2 separate regions of the Mus musculus genome follow, and region 1 is linked to region 2. Evidence: chromatin loops called from intact Hi-C (ENCODE). Cell type or tissue: heart. All regions are shown on one strand. Each heading gives the region's core, and the rest is flanking DNA. Links, peaks and the distances in the headings are about the cores only.

Region 1 (8,058 bases), core at 1,365-6,364, 65 kb after region 2:
AAACTTTATGTTTTCAAAACGTAGTCTTCAGATTTTTTGTTAATAGTATTTAGAAGCAGGGCTTAAGCAATAGGAACTAGATGAGATCATCTTTGATTGCTTCATTGGCTTTATAGGAAGAAGCGGCGACCCGAGTTAGAGCATTGGATTTGTGTGTATACATGATTTCTTCTGCCCTTTACAATGCATCAAGTCAGCCCTCAATTGCCAAGACCCTCAGCTTCCAGCTTCCAGAACCATGGCCTAACTAAAACTCTATCCTTTATACATTACCAAGTACTTTGAAAATAGACCAAGGCATGGGAGATGGGGCAAAGGTCAAAAGGTCTGCCTATTACCTTCCTTGCCTCATTCTATCTTATATATGTTTTCAATTTTCTTCTCGCCTCTATTTTTAGCTTGAAAGTAGTGTTGTGTTTTATAAAATGGCTGCAGTAGCAGCCCTGATGGGGGAGGGGGAGCACTCCCATGGCCAGGCATCCCCCCTCCCTCCCCCCAGGAATCAGCCATATGACAGGCTTAGTATAAAAAGGAGTTTATTTGGGAGCTGGAGAAGAGGGTAGAGGCAGATAAAGGAAGGAAACAGAGAAAGACAGAAAGAGAAAGGAGAGAGGAAGAGGCCAGCCTGGGACATGGGGAAGGGGAGAGGGAGAGTAAAAGAAAGAGAGAGGGGAGTGAGGAAGGGACCACCAGACAGGAGACAGAGAGACAGAGACTTCTCATATAGGAGCCTGGCTCCACCTGGCTGTTGCTAGGTATCTCTTGGGTGGAGCCTAGTGGAACTGCTAACAGGTAGGACCCAGTTGCTATGTTTTAAGTTTTAAAACCAGTAAAATAAGCAACCAAGCCGGTTGCTTGGTATCCCAGTACTTGGAAAGCAGAGGCAGGCAGATTTCTGAGTTCAAAGCCAGCCTGGTCTACAAAGTGAGTTCCAGGACAACCAGGGCTACACAGAGAAATCCTGTCTCAAAACAAACAAATAAACAAATGAACAAAAAAAAAAGCAACCAAGAATCAATCATAGAAGATCTTTATTGAGGGAATGTTAATGAGCCTATTTATGTTTTAGGAAGCTGACTCTGGCTGAAAAGTAAGAGAAAGAGTCAGGAAAGGAGATACAGAACGAATGGGAAGGGGATTTCCTGAGCTGATAACAGGGTCCATTTTATAAAGAGTAAAGACTGGATGCTTGACAGTGTGAGTGTGGAGAGAAGACAGCCTGCATAGGCTTCTACCTTTGAAATGCTTGGTCCCCAGTTAGTGCAACTGTTTGGGAAGGATTAGGAGGTGTGGCCTTGATGGAGGAGGTGTGTCACCAGCCGTGGGCTTGGAGGTTGCAAAAGCCCACACCACCCCCAACTAGCACTCTCTGCCCGCAACTTGAACATCAGATATGAGCTCTCAGCGACTGCTCCAGCACCTGCCCACCTACCCACTCACCTGCCATCATACTCCTGGATTCAACAGTCATGAACTCATGGCTGTAAGCAAATCCCCAATTAAATGGCTTTGTTCTAAAGTTGTCTTGATCGTGGTGTTTTGTCACAACAATAGAACAGTAAGTAAAACAACAGTCACCAGGCACAGAGATTGGATTTCAGCCAATCTTCAAGTGCAGCCGTTTCTGACAATTAGACAATGTAGGCTGAAAACCAATACATGTTCACTCTTCCATTGGCGGACTCCAGTAGTTGATATCGGCTCCTTCACTTCAACCATGCTTACAATGACTACTATAAGGAGATGAGACAGAGCTTCCTGAAACACTCCCAAGCTTCTCAAGTGTGGAGGGTACCAGTTTTTCGACTAATGAGATCCTGTAGGAGATTGTATTTATTGTAGTAACTTGACCACGGAAAAACATCGCCAAAACAATATACATTTGAGTCACCATTTTCACGAGGCAGGTTTATTGTGTTATCTCTTTTTCCTCATTTATCTTATAAAAGTAGTGTTTTAGTTCAACTCTTGAGACACAATGAGCCCTGCCTGGTCGCATAGTTCCTGGGAAGCCTGAGGAAGGGGGAATTCAAGTTCAAGATTTGCTTGAACTACTGAGTGATTTAGTGAGACTGTTTTGAAACAAAAATTTTAAAAGAAGGGTTTGGGGGTAGAAAGGTGAGGCTATAGCTCCGTTGTAGTATGTTGGCCTGGCATGCATAAGGGCCTAGGTTCAAATTCTAGCAGACATAAAAATAAGAAACTTGGAAAGGTGAGTTGAGTAGAAAGTTAATTGACTGAGCCCTAGATATCAGCTTATCTTCCACTGCACCATTTTTGCTATTGTGCCACACATGCTTTGCTGAGTCTCTGCACTTCCGTTAAGAGGATAGCATTGACTCCTGACTCCACCATGATTTATGTCATGCATTCTGTCATGTGCAAAATAACTCTTTATGAAAAGAAGCCACATGGTCATTAGGTACTGTCTTAGTTAGGGTTTTACTGCTGTGAACAGACACCATGACCAAGGCAAGTCTTATAAATGACAACATTTAATTGTATTGACTTAGAGGTTCAGAGGTTCAATTCACTGTCATCAAGGTGGAAGCATGGCAGCATCCAGGAAGGCATGGTGCAGGAGGAGCTGAGGGTTCTACATCTTCATCCGAAGGAATTCAAGAACAGATTGGGCATCCTCAGGCAGTTAGGAGGAAAATCTCTAAGCCTACCCCCACAGTGACACACTTCCTCCAATAAGTGCCACTCCGTGGGATATGCAAACCATCACAGGTACCAAAGAGGCAAAAGGATGTGACCTACATGTGACATAAGCCTAGTGCAGCTCTCATTCTTAGACAAGAAGACTAGTGTCTGACAACTCATTGTGCACTTATTTTTTAGCTATTCTATTGGTAGAAGATGGAGCATTACCACATTTGCATGTGCAAGTCACAGGACAACTTGCAGAAATCAGTCCTAGGTATTGAACTCACATTGTCAGGCTTGGCAGCAAGCCCTTCTACCCACTGAGACATATCACAGGCTTTGTGCACTTGGTTCTTTGATAACTCTTACAATAATTGCTTTGGAGATGAGAGTTACGGAGAGCCCGAACCAGGATACTCCATGCAGAGCCTGCTGCATGGAGCAGTGACTTTTGACCTGTGAGCAGACAGATAAGCTGCTGCCTCTGTAGATAAATGGAGTAGAGAGATGCAGGCAGGAGTCAGTGGAAGCAGGTGCGTGGGCCCTGCACAGCTGCACAAAAGGCTCCCGTGACCAGAGGGCAGAGACCGTGACTAGAGGGCAGAGACCGCTGGATAGATTAGGCTAGCATTACCAAATACAGGTCTACAGGTTTGTTGAGGGTTAGGTTTTGCCTCAAGGCCAAAAGAACACTGTTGAGAGAACTTGGACAGGAAGTAAATTGTCAGACTAACAGTTTAAAAAGAATGTTTATTAAAGTATATTCATTATACATAAGAATGAATTTCACTGACATTTTTCATGATGTGTAGAATGTAGGCTGATCGTATTTGAACTCCATTACCCTCTCTGCTCTCTGTCCCCTCCCGCTGACCAACTCACCTGTAACCAACCCCCGGTTTCATGTCATCTATTTTACTTTGTTTTTATGTCTGACCCAGTGAGTTTCTTTAGAGTTGCTTCTGGAAGCTCGGGCACCTTATAAGTGACTATACCACTAAAGAAAATCCCTCTCACCAGCCACCATTAACTGCCTATAGATCCCCCCCCCCAGGGGTGGGGGAGGTGTGCTTGTGAATCTGTCCCCCATTCATGGCAGAGTATTGATGTCCCAGTCTTGTTCAGGTCTTAAGCAGTTAGGTGTAGGTGCTATGAGTTCAAGAGTAACATGGGCTGGGTTACCTTTAATTCCAGCACTTGGGAAACAGAGACAGGCAGAGCTCTGTGAGTTCAAGGTCAGCCTGGTTTATGAAGTTCCAGGTTAGGTGGGACCACACAGTGAGAACCTGTCTTAAAACAACAACAACAAAAACAAAAACAAACTCACAAACAAACATGTTGCAGAGTCAGAACCAGGACTACGTTGAGTCCTAGTGAAAAATAAACTGGAATAGGGCAGAAACAGATTGAGAGGAATGACATGAGCCACATTAGTAGATTTATCAGAAATGTCATCCACTCCCAACTGCAGAGCCTCACACTAGCGATTTAAATTGAGAGATAAATCTAGCCAGAGCTGTTCCTGCTTACAGCTGCCCTTGGACAGCCCAGGCAGCAGGATTTGGCTCGATGCTCCAGGCCAGGCCCATGCCTTGTGTGTCCCAGGCTACTAGACCAATAGTTTCTCTAAACTACAGCCATGTAGACTGGTCCTCTGCATAGGCCTAGAGCCTTTCTCTAAAGCTGGTTTCCCTCAGCCTCATGGCACCAGCCCCTGCCCACTCCATAGAGAATTCTAGGCCATCTGGGCCTATATACTGAGACACTGTTTCAAAAACAAGGATTTGGTAGGCAGGATACCTCAGGGAACAAAGCACTTGTCCCAAGTCTTATAAGTTAAGTTTGATCCACAGAACACACACATGGTGGGAGGTGAGAAGCACTTCCCACAGTTGTCCTCCAACCTCCACATGCGCACACTCATGCACACACACACACACACACACCACAAATAAACAAACAAATCAATATAAAACAAATTTATATTTTTAAAATCATGACGGAACAGTCCTAACAAACGATTTAATCTACTGATGGATTCGAAATCTTAAAAAAATAAAAATAAAAAGCTTTGGGCATGGTGGACCCGTGGGAGGCGGGGCCATGGGGACCTTGGGCGTGGTGGACCTGTGGAAGGCGGGGCCCTGGAGAGCTAGGGTCTCTGGGGGCGTGTCCTTGTCGGCCACTTCCTGCTAATGCTTCCTGTTCTCCATGTTGTGTCCTAAGTAACTGGGTCCCCTCAGTATTTTATCAACACAACATGAAGGAACTCCACAGCTCGCTGCTGCCCTCCCTCTGATGAAAGGGCCGGGGAGGTTGGAACGTACAGGAGCGACTAGTCATCTGGACCTGGCTCGGTTTCCAGTTTGATGTCAGCGTTCCACCACGCCCCTCTTATTTACAAAGAGTTCTGAGTATGCAGGTAAATTTCAAATTAAAATATGAAGTTTAATCCTAGCAGGAGTCAGCAAATAATTCTCCACACTCAGCAGAAGAACACGACTAAGAAGAGAAAAGACCACGCTGCACTGAGCAGACGGATTCCCGTGTCTTTTGTTTCCCTCATTGCTTTTCTAGTCCAGGCAAGAAGGGCCCTTCCACAGAAAGCAACAAATAGCTCGTGGCCTACGAAGAAAATCTGAAAAACATTCATAGGCTTCAAGATAATATCTTTTGAAATCTTCCCTTGCACTTCCTTCTAAAATACCTTTTTCTAAAAATAGAATTCTCAGAGTGACCTGAATAAATGAAGAGGGGGAGGGGGAGGCGGAGGGGGAGGGGGAGCCGCTGCCGAGTTGTGAAACCCATGTGGATTAATGCAACAGAAATGTGAGCCCGTGTTATTGTGATCTAAAGTGCTAACGGGTGCCCCTTACCTAAAACATGCAAAATATTTTCAAAACAAGTATCATCTTGGCAGGCCAAGTCATATTCTTACAGCTCTCCTAGGGAGGCCATTTGTCAAATGGGAACGCTGGGACTGTGCTAAACTACAAACACTGTCTAAACACAGCTCAAAAGTAGCCATGTTTTGAGGCTGGAGAGATGGCTCAGCAGTTAGGAGTACTGGTTGCCCTTCCAGAGAACCCACGTGGTAGCCTACAAGTCCCTCTAGTTCCTGGGAACCCTACTCCATCTTCTGGCTTCTATGGGCTCCATGCACACATATGATACTCATATATACCTGCAGGCAAAACACTTATACATATAAAATAAAAATAAATCCTAAAAGGTGGAGGGAAAGGTGGGGGCAGGATCAGGTATTGGAAGAGACAGGAGAGAAGTACAGAGGGTCAGGAAATTGAACAGAAATATGTAGCTGTCGGGGATGGGGAACTGGAGGTACCACTAGAAAGTCCCCGATGCCAGGGAAGCAGGAGATTCCCAGGACCCAAAAATTAACCAAAATACCCAACAGAGGGCAGATAGAACCTGTAGAGACTATCTCCAGTAGATAGGCACGTCCCCCTGTTGAGGGATGGGGCCATCCATTCATCTCAAAATTTTTAACCCAGAAGTGTTCCTATCTAAAGGAAACGCAGAGACAAAAAATGGAGCAGAGACCGAAGAAAAGGCCATCCAGAGACCGCCCTCCCTAGGCGGACACCACCACCCACACCCCCACACACACACTATTGCTGATGCCAAGAAACACTTGCTGACAGGAGCCTGGTATAGCTGTCCCCTGAGAGGCTCTGCCAGCACTGACCAATACAGATGCAGATACTCACAGCCAACCATCGGACTGAGCCCGGGCACCCCAATGGAAGAGCTGGGGAAGGACTAAAGGAGCTGAAGGGGTTTGCAACCCCATTGGAAGGACAACAATATCAATCAACCAGACCACACACACACACACACAGCTCCAGGAACTAAACCACCAACCAAAAAGTACATATGGAGGGGACCCATGGCTCCAGCTGTATATGTAGCCAAGGATGGCCTTGTTGGACATCAATGGGAAGAGAGACCCTTGGCCCTGCAGAGGCTCGATGCCCCAGTGTAGGGGAACACTAGAGCAGTGAGGCAGGAATGGGGGGTGGGGGTAACACCTTCATAGAGGCAAAGGGAAGGAAGGATGGGATGGGGAGGGAGGGTGTTGCAGAGGGGAAACCAGGAAGGGGAACAACATTTGAAATGTAAATAAATAAAATAACCAATAAAAATAAATCCTAAATAGAAAAATTACCTTTTTTTTTTTCCTTTTTAAGACAGGGTCTCACTACTCGACCACCTGTGTCTGTCTCTGCTTCCTGTGTCACTATGACCAGTCATTTGCCACTAGTTTTCTGATGTATCCTAGTATGCTGAATACTTCTGAAAATTCTAAAGAATCGTAAGAATCATATGATAGTCTCTTTCTTCTTTGAGACATAGTCCCACTACGCATCCCTGGCTGACCTAGAACTCTCTGACCTAGACCAATTAATAGTGTGCCTCACCAAATCTGGCTCCTATGACCATTGAGATTACAAGAAGAGTAAAATAATGGTGGCGATGATGATGGTGACGTACAAGCCTTAGCAGAGACTCCAGGTATCTTAGTTTGCAGCCATTCCTGGGGTTTGGGGGTTCCAGCCACATTGTCTGTTTGCCCATGTCAGCTCCGAGTTTTCTACACTCAGTCTGGGCGCTTCTGCAGCCCTTTCTCCCGTGAACTCTGCAGCACGGTTTCATAAACTGTGGATGAGTTAAATTCTCTGCAGGTTAGAGCAGCAAAGAGACCCCAAGAGTAGCCACTTAGAAAGCCCAGCTCCCCACACCACCAGTTGAGAAATAAATAAGGACCAGGGGAGAGGCAGGTGCCCTCTGCCCCGCCCCCCCCCCCACTCCCGCTCTCCCTCCCTCCCTCCCTCCCTCTCCCCCGCCCCCCAGTGGCAAAGACCCATGGGAATTCTGGGAGAACAATGGTATTTCTGCCCAATAGACATATGAGCACCCTGTAAGCCAGGGGGGGCCCAGCTTTGGCTTTCCAGCTCACAATAGGTGGGGAGGGGACCCTTTGTTCCTTCCCAATAACATCCAAGAGGGCGGCCTCTTACCTAACAGAGGCTCCACTCAGTTCCCCCTTTGTCTTTGTTCTTTCTGGTTTCCTTTGATTTTTTATAAATAGAGATTTAAGCCTATGATTCTCATACCTTCTTAAATTGAGCTCAGTGATTTGTGCATTTCTTTTTTCTTTTCTTTTTCTTTTTAATTCACTGAGTTATTTCTGGGCACCTGGGCACCCCTCCCCTATTCCTCTCCATGTTTTCAGAGGCCAGTTCGCTATGCCAACTTAGCCATCAGAATGTGTTCCCTGCATGAGCCTACTGTCTCCTCATACCTGGGTTGTCAGCCAAGATTGCTGTCATGTAGTCCTCTCCCTACCCCAGGGCTTCATAGGCAACAACAACAACAACAACAACA
Region 2 (8,058 bases), core at 1,286-6,285:
AAATCTAGTGTCCACTGAGGATTCATTCCACCATTCAAAGACGATGCCTTTAGAGGAGTCACTCCTGTGACCTCATGTGGGAAAAGAGAAGGGCTAGTTCCCGAATGCCTAATTCTGAGGGCATCTGATCCAAGGGCCTGATCATTCCCAGAGGTTACATCTCTGAACACTGCTGTAATGGGGCTGGGGGTGGAGGTTATTGACATTTAAAACAAAACAAAACAAAACAAACAACTCTCTGATCTTAAAGGGAGTAAGAGATAGTTTATTCTGTAGCCATTTTGAATAGCCACAGCCCAGGAACTCCAAATTCCATGTTCCGATGTGGAAGCAGCTTCCTGACATTTTTATAGTTTTACAGAACAAGGAAAGTCATAAATCAAGGCAAGGTTAAATAAAATCCGTTGGTGAGTGCACAGCAGAGGCAGGCACAGCAAGATGCAAGGAGCTTGTCTGTAAACCCAGGATGCTGTCTGCTGACACTCTTAGCTCTTGGATTGGTAGGAGCTTCCGAGATAATACATTCTAAGGGGTCGTTTTCTATTAGTCACAAGATGTTAGTTCTGACACAGAGGCGGGCAAGGATTAGCCATTGCAGAGGGCTAGAACTAGCCCAAGATAAGGAAATTAACCTCTGGGCCCGCAGTACTCCAATCTCTGGGGAGGACTGAAGTTCTAATCAGTCACCAGTCTCTGCGGACACAGCTCCTTTCCAGGGCTTTTCATTCACAATATGAATTGTCGAAGGGACGCAAACACTCAAACCACAGCAGACTTTTTTTCTTTTGCTCTCAGGATAAAATACCAGTGAACCACATGCCGAGGGGTGATCTTAACTCTGTAGCGGACTTGAACGTTCTGGAAGGAATAATCAAACATTGTATGATGTTAAAAGTTCAGTGTGCCTGCTGTCTATAAAATGCTAATGTCTGTACCATGGCTGGGTGCCGTGGCTTTGGGGAAAGGGGAGGAGCTGTTTTCCAGAGAAATGAACTTTTGTCTTGGTGGTTCTTGGTTGGCTGGTTGGTTGATTGATTGGTCAGTTGGTTGAAACAGGGTCTCTTGTAGCCCAGGCTGGCCTCCAACTATGTAGCTGAGGATAACCTTCAACTCCTGGTCTTCCTGCTTCCACCTCCCCAGCACTGGACTGACAAGCACGTGGCAGCATGCCTGGTTTACCTAGGGCTTAGCTAGGCAAGCTCTCCATCAACTGAGCTGCACTCCCAGGCCAAAGAAAGGTGGGATCCAGCTAGACAAAGAAACAGGGCTAAGGAAAGGAACCTGGAACTGAAGAGGCCAGAATCACCAGACAGAGCCAAACCCTGCAGAGTCTTGGCTGCTCTGTAAAGTAGGCAGATTTAATTTTGCAGAAGGGACGGCACGGTGCCATTGGGGAATTTACCACCAGGGAAGACTAATTGCAATCGCAACACCTTTTCTGCAATTTCACCCAGACCACGGGCTCTTTCAGAGCGAGCTGATTCTCCCTAGAAACGTTTAAAAGCATGAGTCTTGGATAATTACCATGGAAGTCCCTGGTTTGTGGCATGTTGCATTTAACATGAGCTGAGTGCTATTTATAGATGTTCGTTTGTTGTTTGCATGGACGTTTTTATCAGTCTAAAGTTACTCTCTATTGCAACATTTTAAAAAGATCAATTGGGGTGGGGGTGGGTGGAGCTGATGGAATGGCTCAGCAGTTAAGAGTGAATACTACTCTTCCAGAGGACCCAAATTCATTTCTCACTAACCAGACCCAGTGGCTCACAGTCACCTACAACTCCAGCTCCAGGGGCTCAGATACCCTCTTCTGGACTGCAAGGGCACCTCTACTCAGGTGCACACACCCCTATCCACAGACACACGCATAGACACATAATTTTAAAATAATCATAATGAAATCTTAAAAATAAAATGAGGCTGGAGAGATGGCTCAGCAGTTAAGAACTCTAGCTGTTCTTCCAGAGGACCCAGGTTCAATTTCCAGCATCCACATGGTGGCTCACAACTGTTCCTAACTCAAGTTCAGAGGCTCTAGTGCTCTCTAGTGGTCTCCAGATATCAGGTACACATAGCATGCACAGATTTTCATGCATACAAACACCCCATGCACATAAAATAATAACAATCAATTCAAGAGCTGATAATCAGACTCCAATTATCTTGCTTCTCTTGTAACCAAATATTCATCAGGTACACATGTTCTTTTCCACGGAAATAAAATCTAGCCAGACACAAGCCCTGGCTTAAAAGATTTGCCAGCTATCCATATAGGAGAGGAGATTCTGAAGTCCATGAAACAGCAAAAGCAGCTTCCTTAATTCAAAGAGAAATTGGTTACAATGTAGCAAATCTGCCAGTCATAGTTCCCAGGACAAAGTGCAATGTGGGCTCAGTGTTTGTCCAGAAAAATGGTAAATCATCAACCACACCTGGCCCCGCTTCTTCCAGGATGTTGTAATGACAGTTAGACAGTGGCTGGGCCGTGGCTCTAGTTATAAGAGCAGCTTATGTGGATGCCACACTCCGGAGAACTCCAGACACTTTTCATCGGGTAAACAACTCCTTCATCAGGCTTTAATCTAAACTCCCAGCTTCTCAAAGCTGCTGTGGACAAAGCCAGAGCTGGGTTGCAGCTCCGGAGGGAGAGGGCTGGCCCAGCATCCGGAGGCCCTTGGCTCTGTTCCCATTAACTGGGTGTGTTGGTACACACCTGGAATCCCAGTTCTGGGGCGGTGGAGGAAGAAAGATTGGGAGTTCAAGGCCAGTCCTTAGGCTATGTGTCAAATTCTAGGCCAGGTTGGGATGTGTGAGACCTGTGTGCTAATGGGGGTGAGGTGAGGGTGGGGAGGGAGGGAGGGTGCAGTGGGAGTGGGGGAGGGGCGGGGAGGGGTGGAGCGATGTGAGGGCAGGGATCAAGTGAGAATGGGGTGGAGCAGGAGCCACTGGAAGCTCTCCTCACTTATGAAAGGAAGCAAATTACTCCCTAATGTATTTTACCTGCACATTTTACTTGGTTTTACTTTCAAGGCCAAAAGAGCCCACAGGCTTGCAACTCAGTGATAAACCAGCCTTAAAGTCACAGAACAATCCACCCTTGACTGCATTAAACAACTGGAATCAGGCAATAAGCCCATTCATTTGCACTCATTACTTCAGAATTAACGTGCCTCGGTGGAATACAGGTATACGAGGCGCGCTACCCCGCCACTCAGAAGCGAATTCTAGGAAAACTAAAAAGACAAAAAGCCTTTGTATTTCCACTAAGAAATACTGTTCCAAGACAGGCAGGGCCTTCGAATATCATCCTCCTTTGGCCGAATTTCATTTTAGTCCCAATTAACTCATAATTACATTAGACATTAGAGAGTAAGACTTCAAAACATCTGCCAGCTTTAAAGGCACTGCATTTAGAAAGCCCTCGGCATGACCCCGCCCCTTGACCAGACTATTTATAGTCCAGTGAAATTAAGTTAGGTTCACGGTGCCTGACTGCCCAGTAGATTATTAGTTTGCAAATGCGTTCATTAAGTGGCAAGATTCATTTGGGGGTACAAAGCCTTCTGCTTCATCTTTACAGGACGGTCCGCTGGGTGGATTTAAAAATAAAATCAGTCGGCAAATAGCATAGCTCAGAGGAAAAGCTTCCTGTTTTGTGGCCATCGAGTGTCAGGCCCACTGTGAAAGCTAGGCTTGCTTGATTCTTTTGAAAGAGCATTGAAGTGCCCACGATGTGGATGGCTCCAAGGTCCCCTAACTGGGGACACTGCTGTGAATTTGGAGTGCTGCTTGCCTTCTGCCTGGGAGGAACAGTTGGGGCAGTCACAAAAGAAGAAAGCTCTTGTCAGAATCGCACAAAAACTGAAAGCTGATGTCAACACATCCGTTCTCGCGCACAGCTGTGTGTTTGGTATTCCCAGTTCTGGACCGGATGGATGGATGCTGCCAGGAGGGATGTCAGGTCTGCTGCGGTCTGGATCAGATAGATGCAGTTTGAAGTTTGAGCTTTCTTCCTAAGAATTTTCTTCTAGGCACTTAACCCAGCAAACGCTATTTAAAAAAAAAAATCAATTAACTATCTGTTTCTGTTTCCCCTTTGAAAGTATTGTACCATTTTATTTGAAGCGCTATGGGGAATTTCAGGGCACCTTCAGCTCTTCTGATTAGGACAAATATGTAAAGAAGTTATTTGAGATGGTGCGGTTATCAAACTGTCTAATCCAGTCAGTATGAAGAACAAGGAGGAGCTGGCGCGACATCTTGGCTGTTACAAGCACTTGCTGCTCAGTCAGAAGCCAGAGTCTTGTTCCCAGCACCCAAAGGGCTGGCTCACAACCTCCTGTAACTGCAGCTCGGAGAACCTGACACCCTCTCCTGGCCTCAACAGGCACTGTAGTGTGTCATACACTCATGCCTATGGATAAACATAAATTAAAAATAACGATAATCAATATTTTAAGTGTAACTTTTCCGATAGAAACAGAGAAAAAAGATATTCATCTTCTGGATGCAATTGTGTTTAACCCCCAAAACTTCACCCTTTGTTCTAAAAATACTTTCTGCCACTATTCTCATTCCATTAAAAGATTGCATGCGCCCTTTTAGACACTGCTCCCTGAATAACCTGCCTTGACCTTTCCCCTCAGGGCTTAGAGTTAATGAATATTTCCCCATTGTTTCCCTTCACAAACCTCTCAGACTTGTTAAAAAGGGCCCTCAGATGTAGTCTTGCTGCCCTCAGAGCCCCACATTCGGGGAGAACTGCATCAAAAGCATCAACATGACAGAAAAATTGGCCATTATTATTTTAAAAATTCCAAGTATGGGATTACAGATATACACCACTGTATCTAGCTTATTTGGTTGTTTGGTTTGGTTTTGAGACAAAGTCTCTCATTCTGAAGACCAAAAAGGCTGGGACTCACTATAGAGTCCAGCTGGCCTCCATCAAATTCATGGTAGTCCTCCCGCCTCAGCCTCTCAATTGCTAGACTTATATACAATATAGAGCACCATGGCTGTTCATCGTAGAGTTTGGGTTTCTTTGTTGGTTCATTTATTTGTCTGAATCTTTTATTGAATGCACCGTGGAGTTTTCCAGACTCTATTTAAAACATCTGCCAGGTAGCTGGTCCTCTCTGTGAGCTCTTATTGTCTGATTTTAGAAGTAAGTCAAGATCTGTCCCTGTGACCATCCCAGGCTCTTCTGTGAAAGGACAATAGTTTCTAGAGAAGTCCAGCTTTCAACGTCCAAGTTTAACGAGCAACAAGTTTTCACTTCCCATAGAAGCTTGAGGCTCTTTAAGAAGACGTGTGTGCACCCAGGCAAAGCTCAACAGATAAGAGCAAGGCGTTAATGAAGGCAAAGGTATCTATTTAACCCCCACATGGGCCCATTAACTTCATTTAGACAAAACCACCATCCTGAAGATGCACGTTAAACTTCTAAACCCAGCCGGCCGCATAGAAAGCACACCAGTCAGCTCGTGGGATGCTAAGAGGGGTGTAGGTGACTCAGGAAACGCCACCACTACTTCCTTGAGAGAAGGGAATTGGGGGGGGGGGATTAGTGAGTGACTTATTCCAAGATAAATATCTCACATGTACAGAGTGCCGAGCAAGGTTCTAAGATAATGACGGACAGCAAGAAAACCAAGGTAAGGAAGGCCATTTACAGCCCGGCATTGGATTTCAGGAGCTGATCTCTGGCGAAGGAATAGAACCTACAATTAAGGTTGAGGCATGTCAAAAAGAAGCTATAATAGAAGTAGGGGTAATTAGTAGGTGCGCGATACGCCATGATAAGCTTTATGGGATTGAGAAAACAGACCATATTACAAACTTTTCTCCTTGCTGTGACCAAATACCTGATGGGGTGGCTATGTTGGCTACAGTGTGAGGGGATTAGAGACCATCAGGGTGGGTGGGAACACAGAGCCATAGGAGCATGGGGTAGTGCTCACCTTGCTGCCATAGTTAGGAAGCAGGCAATAGATAGGAAAAGGGGGTAAATTATAAGATAAGACCTGACCCAGAAACTTACTTCCCCAAGTGAGGCTCTCTCCACCTCGTGGAAGTTTCACAGTCTTCTAAAACAGTGGCCCTCAACCTGAGCTGAGAGCCCTCTGAGAGTCAAATGACCCTTTCACGGGGTTGCCTAGAACCAAGAGAAACACGGATACCTACCTTTTAACTCAGCAGTAGCAAGATTACAGTTATTAAGCAGCAACTCAACCTAATTTTACGATTGGGAATCATCAGATCATGAAGGACTGTATTAGAGAGTCACAACGTTAGGAAGGTGAGAGCCACTGCGCTCGAACATCACCAGCAACTGGGAACCAAATATTCAAACACAGACCTACGGGGACGTTTCACATTCAAGCTATTACATACCAAAAAAAAAAAAAAAAAAAAAAAAAGACAGAACTCACATTTTAGCTGATGTGATCAAAAATGATTTTAAGGGGGAAAGTGAGATTTAGTCAGAAAGTTAGAGGGGAAAGAGAAAAAAAAACTCAAAATATAGATCAAACTAAATAATACAAAACTTGACTATTAAGTAAAAAAAAACTCATTTAATCTTTAAAAATGGTTATTATAAATTTTTAAATGAAGCAGTGATTTGAATTTTAAATGAAGCCTACCGTAGCACGGATGACAGGAGATGTGTGGGTCAGTCTGCTTCGTGCTCCTGCTATAAAAATGTCCGAGACAGTCAGAGGTATGGAGGTGGGTTTTATTGGATCCAGGTTTAGATATCATCCGCTCCATGGCTTTCTGGACTACAGCAAATCAGAACAGCCATGCAACAGTGGAGGGAAGCTCTTTACCTTGGGGTAGCCAGGAAGCAGTGAGAGGGAGCAAAGGGGCTAGAGACAAGACATACCTCTCAAAGATGTGTCTCCAGCAACCTTCTTCTGCAAGCCCCATGTTGTAACATTCTACTCACTGTGTGTTGCAAGAGGAGATACTTCCATGGAGTGGAAAACTGCAGAAGTATGCAGGAAAAAAGGAAAAGGAAACAGTATCTAATTTGTAATAAAGAAACTAGTTGTTTTGCGGCTATCCTCCATTCTCCCTTTGCTGAATACATGGTGGCCTTCTTTCTTCACAAGCAGCCTTGCTGAGTGCCTGGGTCTGTTTGACTAGCTCTGGCAAGTGAGTCTGAAAAGTGGGCTGCTACAGTTTACACCAGGAACCTGTGATTTTGCTAAAACCCAGTAGCTTTCTCATTAGTTTCATCTAGGAGACCTGTTGCTGTGTTTAAAATATGCGTGGGTCTCCCCAGCCTGGGCTCTCGCAGTGAACAGATTCTCATTTCCCCTGCAGTATTGCAGCTGTGTGAATAAGAAGCAAACCTTTGTAAGTGTTTTAATAAGCTGTGTATTTATGTTTGTGTATGTATGGTGTGTACATGTTTACAGGTTTACACTTCTGTAAAGCCAGAGCTCAAGGCCAGGTGACTTCCTCCAGCACTCCCCACCTTCATTTTCGAGACAGGGCCTCCTCTCACTGATCCTGGAGCTCATCAGCTTGTTTAGACCGGCTGGCCAAAGTGGTGTTAGAATCCACCTGTCTACCTCCCAACAGCGAGACTACAGGCCCGGGACACCATCTTTGATTTTTTTGTGTGTCCTGGGAACCTGATTTAGGTCCTGTGGCTGGAACAGCAAACTTTATTTACCGAGCTCCCCATCCCACCTTGGTGGGCTTTAAAAACTTTTTAAATTGAAATATCTTTTCAAACAATATATTTGATCATATTTTACCTCCCCCAACCCTTCCCAGAACCTCCTGCCTCCTCCCCCATCTAATTTTGTGCTTTATCTCTCTCTCTCAAAAACAAAACAAGAAAAAAATAAACACACACACATGAAATGAAAACCAAACTAAATAAGCAAAAGACCAATAATATAAAAAATGCAAAATGGGGATTAAAAGTCTTCAAAAATGCCATTGAAAGGGAAAAGGAAAAGGAGGGGGAGAAGGAGAGGGAGGGGGCAGAGAGAGGGAGAGGGAGAGGGAGAGGGAGAGGGAGAGGGAGAGGGAGAGGGA

What was found. A loop is a pair of places that touch in the nucleus more often than their neighbours do. Peaks named below come from ENCODE experiments on the same cell type or tissue, not always from the same donor. Only the 100,000 strongest peaks of a DNase experiment are listed, where the experiment ranks them.
Region 1: it touches region 2 in a loop (2.1-fold over the local background); 2 of 42 quality-filtered maps call a loop at or near these places.

Annotation. Positions count from the first base shown.
Region 1 is chr6:140,343,938-140,351,995 of GRCm38, forward strand. No RefSeq gene overlaps it. Among named protein-coding and RNA genes, the nearest start is that of Gm38917, 62 kb to the left of the region's middle. In heart, for the core only: no CTCF peak of the experiment used is centred there; no DNase peak of the experiment used is centred there.
Region 2 is chr6:140,278,560-140,286,617 of GRCm38, forward strand. It overlaps Gm38917 (a long non-coding RNA gene), which reads right to left and starts at 7,176. Exons shown (of 3, transcript XR_869559.1): 1 at 6,890-7,176; 2 at 6,648-6,785. In heart, for the core only: no CTCF peak of the experiment used is centred there; a DNase peak (open chromatin) is centred at 3,862; H3K27ac peaks cover 530 bases.